Regions from separate parts of the Homo sapiens genome. Here region 1 is linked to region 2. A link is a loop called in an ENCODE intact Hi-C map of the cell type or tissue named here. Cell type or tissue: heart right ventricle. All regions are shown on one strand. Links, peaks and the distances in the headings refer to the core of each region. The heading gives the core; the rest is flanking DNA.

Region 1 (2,913 bases), core at 241-2,740, 51 kb before region 2:
ATATCGTATCTTAAACATTGGATGAGTACTCTATCTTGGACCTCTTTGTACTGTTTTCCAAATCCTTGTAATTATTGCTATGGTGAAAAATGCAAACATATTTTAATGTACATGAATTCAAGCTAGGTTTTTATGAAGTATTCCTCAATTAATGGATTCTAAATGTAAATATCCATTGAATATCATTTGTGTCTCTTCATACTAGAATATGTTGGAATCAATGCTTCAGTCACTTGTATTTTCAACTCATACTCCTAGTTCTTCTGTAAGTTTTATTTTACTACTCCAGTTGGCAGTGATCATCTCTTCTGAGATTCTTTTTATTGTACATGTTTTAACTTTTTTTCTTATTGTCTAAACCAGGATATTCTCCTCCCCTCAAACAGTCTAGAAGCTCTATGAGGGCAGGGACTCTGCCCTGGTTCATCTTTTCTGCTTCTTCATCTCTCCCGTAATGGCCCAGTTGGGACTCACTAAGTAGTGATCAGTTGCCATTTCTGTAGACTCCTTTCAGTCACATCATTACAGAAGCTCCTCGACTTACAGAAAGTTTCCATTCTAAACTTTCAGAGCTTTTCCTAAGGCAATTTTCACAAGTCCAAAATTAGTGCATTTTCTAAAATACATTTGGGTAATTTGTTCATTTACAAGCAACTATAAATTCCATCTGTTGTGTTAGGCAAAATTCCCATACTTTTGCCCTGGCTCAAGACTTTGTTCTTTTCCGTGAAAGTTGGTATGTTTTTAAGTAGAGAACCTTCTGAACATGGCACACCTTGGCCAGATTGTAGGCAAATGCCCTCGTCTACATTTTGCTCTGTGTCTAAGTGAATATTGTGCTTTCATTATTTCACTTCGAACTCTTCTCTCCTGCCATATGCTCTCTGGAAGTTATTTTTCTCATTGTTCATAAGTTTCAAGTTTGTTTACTCTAGAATACAGGAAAAGCAAAAATAGAATGTTATGCTGTGAGGGGCAGCGTCCGCCTGAGCTGAGTTTTTTTCTGGGGAGTGATAAATGATGCTGGGTTCCCTGTGGGTTAGAGGGCACCCAACTTCAAATAACTACAACATCCGATAACAAAGTTTTTCTCCATCATTTGCAATCCAAACACTAAGAACACAGCCCTGCGGACCCCTCATCCTTCATGTTCAATTGTAAATCCTGATTAAATAGCTTGCAGGTGTCAGGATTAAAGTATATGCAGTGGGAGCCTAAACAGAGGGCCAGCTGGGTTCCTCATTTGCCAGTCGCAGTTTCTTCTTTGTTTTGAAACTGTTGACAGTACAACTAAAAATGTTCCTTAGGGCCCAGACTGAGTTAAATAACAAGCAGGATGAGTAAGAGAACAGCTGTAGATATTTTTCTGTGTTTAACATACCTGCCTTGTTGATTTATAGGAAGACCCCCATATAATGTACATTTTGTAATCCAAAACATTTAACCTTTGCAGCCAAGTCTGTGATAGAGACATCAGAAACAGGAAAGGTCTTGATGGGCCTTGTGTTCCAAATGTTTTCCCCCCTCAAAGGAAAAGTGAAATGATGAAATAACTTGATTTTATTATTCAAATGACCATGGTGATATTGTCTAGGCCTCATGTGATACTCACAGTTAATCAGTGGGCAAGTGAAGCCACAGAAACCAGAAAGGCCAGCTCAGAGCAACGTACCTTGGGAATTCCTCCCTCTCTACATGTGCTGGATCGAGGAAGCCAGCTCTGCACTAATAGTCTCTCCTGCCTTCAGGGAGGGATGTGGACAGGAGCCCTCAGTGGGCCTGCCAAACCACAGAGTGGGGCTTTTGGCCACTCTCAAGTTCCTGCTTTTGTGCTACAGCACAGATAGGCATCACAAGTTTAGAGACCATGTGGAGGCCTTACAGTTTGTCTAGACTAGCCTAAGGCATTAGGGCGCCTCAACACAGCAGTAGAATTAAACAGGTTTGAATGGTAAAACCTACATCTTTTATGCCATCATGGTCAACTATCTGCTAAAAGCCTATTGCATTCGTGGTGCTGGAGTAGGCACCAACCTTAAACTGCAAGCTTCAAATAGTGTCTGTGATTACCACAGGGGTCATGGCCTCTCAACCCAACACCCATTCTACCCCAAGTGTTTCGGCCAATGATGGTCATCCCATTCCCCTTGCTAGGGATGGGCAAGGGACAGAATCCTGACCAATAAAATGTGAGGGGAAGACTGCCAGGTTCTTAGGTCCAAAAATATAGACACATGAAATATATTATCTTTTTCTTCCTCTGAACATTGTCTCGTCTGGATGAGGGTACCAGGGTGAGGGCAAAAGCTGATACACAGAGCATGGTGGAGCTAAGAGGCCCAGAGAACTGGGATCCTCAATGATGTCACTGAGCAGCTGAATTAGCCCTGGAGACCATTCTACTTCTGACCTTCTTGTTATATGACATGGTAAATTTCTAAATTGTTTCAGCCAGTATTACATTAAACTTTTCTGTTACTTGCAATAAAATACTTTAAGTGATGTAACTTCCTTTAAACATGCTACCCTCTAAAAACAATAAAGTATGTCAGTGAAGAGAGGACAAAAAAAGAATTTTACCAAAAAAAAAAAAAAAAACCTACTCTGCTTCTTATAAAGCAGAACTACTGAATGGACATATTTGCATTTGAGATATGCTTTTCATTAATTGGCTCCCTCAAGGCATCCCAGATGTCTGGGGGCTGATGAGGTGGATAGAGGCCCCTGCTCAGTTCATGCATAGCTCAAGCACAGCTTGGACAGGAAGAGCCACAGAGACCAGAACTTACCAGAAGAATTAGGAAAGTTAACATCTGCACAATCCCTTTAGAGTCAGGATCTTGGTTCTGCTAGGTGAGAGTATCGTGTACCCTAGAAACAGTGGAGAACTCCCTTCACATCAGAGCAGCTCCT
Region 2 (2,913 bases), core at 167-2,666:
GTTCCATGAAGACCAGGGCAGCTCAGATTAATATCAACATTTCACATACTCTAACAACAAAATGCTCCACAAAAAAATGCTGTCTATCAAAAAAGTACATGAAACACAGACTTTCAAATATTAAGACCAGATGTCGGAAATACTAAAGACAGCATTTATTTTCGGCATACTCAGTGAGATAGAGGGAAATGTATGGTATATCAAATGAACATAGCTTTCACTGGATTTTGCCCCCAAATATTGACCAGTAACAAAGCGGTTTGTGCTTAAAGACATGATCCAAAAAGGAGGTTTCTTTCCATTCTTGGCAGGAACTCCTCTAAGCACTAAGCCATAATAGCTCAATAAATAAACAAAGTCACCTCTCATTGTCCAATGTTCAAAATGTCAAGTGCTAAGGGAGGGCAAATCGTTCGCCTTCTCTCAAGTACCCATCGATTTAAATTATAATTACTCCCCTGGTGACAACAAAAGGGGTTATGGAGAATGCAAGCAGGACAGTTAGTTCCTGAGAGAAATGTTTCTGTATCCCTTAAAAGACGATTCCATTAAAAGAGGGTGCCTCAGAGCTTAGGGATTTGGGCTCTTTTTGGGGAGTTCATTGCCTTCCCCCAAGCTTCAAGGAGGAAAAAGGGGAAGTGGGGCCTGAGGAGGAGGAGGGGTCCTCACAAATGCCTCATCAATACTGGGCAAAGCAGCACAGCCCACAGAATGTGTTTCTCACAGAAAACCACGGCGTCCACTGACAGAACATTCGAGGCTGCACCGTCACACCCGGAAGCCAGGCAAGCCCAGAGAGCTCACAAACGAAAGTCACTCTGGTGGAGGAGCTTGGAGCCGTGCGTTTCAAATTTCCTGGCTATTGTCAATTTGTCTAGCAAGCTCCATATTATCTACACTTAAGAGACTTTTAATTTCCTTTCTTAATAACAAAAATCTGTCCGAGGTGGTTATAAAACGTCTATTTATTTACCTCTGGGACCAGGGCTGAGGGCAGCGGGAATGGACCGTGGGTTAGGGAGGAAGAAAGGGATGAGAAGAACTTCTGGTTTTCTTTTGCTTAAATGTCTTCAGCCCCCTGGGTCCCATCCTCCCTTGCTCTGGCTGATCTCAGGAACAAAGCTGTCAGACAAGGAGCGCTTGCTCACCTTAGCTCTCCAGGCCAGGCCACTTAAACATTTGCCGGGACTGACTCAAGTCCAAACAACGAGGAAGGCATCTGTTCCTAGGAGGAAAATTCGGAGAGTCTTGCTGAGCAGTGAATTTGTCCAGCAAACTGACTCTCATCTGGAGCTGGGCTCATCAAACTACAATCCGCAGGCCAAATCTGGCCTACCATGTGTTTTTGTAAAGAAAGTTTTATTTATTTCAGGTACTGGGGAACATTCCATGTAAGTTAAGGGGACTGATCTGGCTCTGAGAAATGGGCAGGAGCAACATAACCAGAGAAGCCAGTGTTTTGGGTAAGGGTAGCATCATGGAGAACAGAGAGAAAACTCCTCAAGGCTTTCAAGGAGGCCTCAAAGGAACAGAGAGCCCCTTCTACTTAAAAGCAATAGAAAAGAACAATAATAATAGCTACCACTTATTCAGGGCTTATAATTTTTGCCTGTATTAATTCATTCTGTCCTTACAACTCAATAAGGTAGGTATTATTATTATCCCCATTTTACTGATGAGGAAAGCGGAGCACAGAGAGGTTAAGTATATTGTCAAAGGTCACCGAGCAACTAAGTAGCAGGGCTGAGATTCTAGCATGGTGAGCCTCACACTAGAGCTCACCTGCTAACCACTGTGATAAAATAAGGCCGCAGAGAAAGGATGGAGCACAAAGTGGGTTTTTTTCTTGAGAGGTGGTAAGAGCAGTATTTTGGGAAAATTAGTTGGCACTGAAGAGAAATTTACCATCAAGGAGACAGAGAAGAGAACATTGCTGTTCATCTTGTTGTGAGTGACAGGAGACTGAACCAACATGGCGGCAGTGGGAACAGGAAGGAAAGGCAAGACCAGCCAAGGCTAAGACCTCCTCACCAAGAAGCATTTATGGAATGCTGCCCTGCATGGCACCCTCCACACCTCTCTCAATCTTGTGATTGTCTTAAATTCTTCGTGCATTTCTCTTCTTTACGCTGAGTCCCTTAAGGTCTCTCAGTGACTTTTATTCATTTCTCTACCCTTAGCCCAAGCCTGATGCCTGATGCCTGATGCCTGATGCCTGATGCAAGACCAGCATTCAATAGACTTGATAAATGACTCCAAAGTTGCTAGCTAGGGACTCTAGGAAGCCTGGCGGGAGGCCTGCTTGAATGGATGTGCACTGAGGAAGCCATCTTGAAGGGAGTGAGAGGATGGAGGACGCTGCCTTGGGCACACTGAGGGGCCTTCGGACCTGAGAGTGGAGATGTCCTGTCAGCGGTTGGAAATGCGGTGTGGGGCACAGGAAAGGGTCATGGCTGAAGAGGTCGACTTGCCCGTCATCTGCAAAGAGGTGCTAATGAAACCATGAGAATAGACGAGCTCAGAGAGAGGGAAATGGCAAAGGGAAGGGGCCGGGGCTGAAAGAAGCCCATTGTTGGAGAGTGAGAGGAAGGCGAGGAGCCCATGAAGGAGCCGCCCAGAAGGTAAGAAGAGAAGAGCAAGGTCAGGTTATGGGGCGCCCCTTTCTTTGGGAGCTGACAGACACACTTATCAGCTGGCGAAGGAACTCTCACAGTCAACAGGGCCCCAGCCTCCCCACCCTGAGATCCTTCCGCAGAAAATTATCCCTTAGAGAATATCAAAAGTCAAGATAAAGATGAAATCAGGTGGCCTAGGTGTAATTCCTGGAGGTAGGCATGGTCCCTTGCCTGAGGTTGTCTGCCATCCTTCCATCGACCCTTCTTTCCTTTAGCTTCAGCTTTGGTTCCGGTTAAA

Evidence for each region. A loop is a pair of places that touch in the nucleus more often than their neighbours do. Peaks named below come from ENCODE experiments on the same cell type or tissue, not always from the same donor. Only the 100,000 strongest peaks of a DNase experiment are listed, where the experiment ranks them.
Region 1: a loop joins it to region 2, with 7 times the contacts of the local background. A loop is called at or near these places in 1 of 110 quality-filtered maps.

Annotation. Positions count from the first base shown.
Region 1 is chr15:57,796,138-57,799,050 of GRCh38, reverse strand. No RefSeq gene overlaps it. Among named protein-coding and RNA genes, the nearest start is that of POLR2M, 91 kb to the right of the region's middle. In heart right ventricle, for the core only: no CTCF peak of the experiment used is centred there; a DNase peak (open chromatin) is centred at 1,761; H3K27ac peaks cover 2,380 bases.
Region 2 is chr15:57,745,212-57,748,124 of GRCh38, reverse strand. All of the region lies in intron 3 of LOC105370834 (a long non-coding RNA gene), which reads right to left. Among named protein-coding and RNA genes, the nearest start is that of POLR2M, 40 kb to the right of the region's middle. In heart right ventricle, for the core only: no CTCF peak of the experiment used is centred there; no DNase peak of the experiment used is centred there; H3K4me3 peaks cover 685 bases.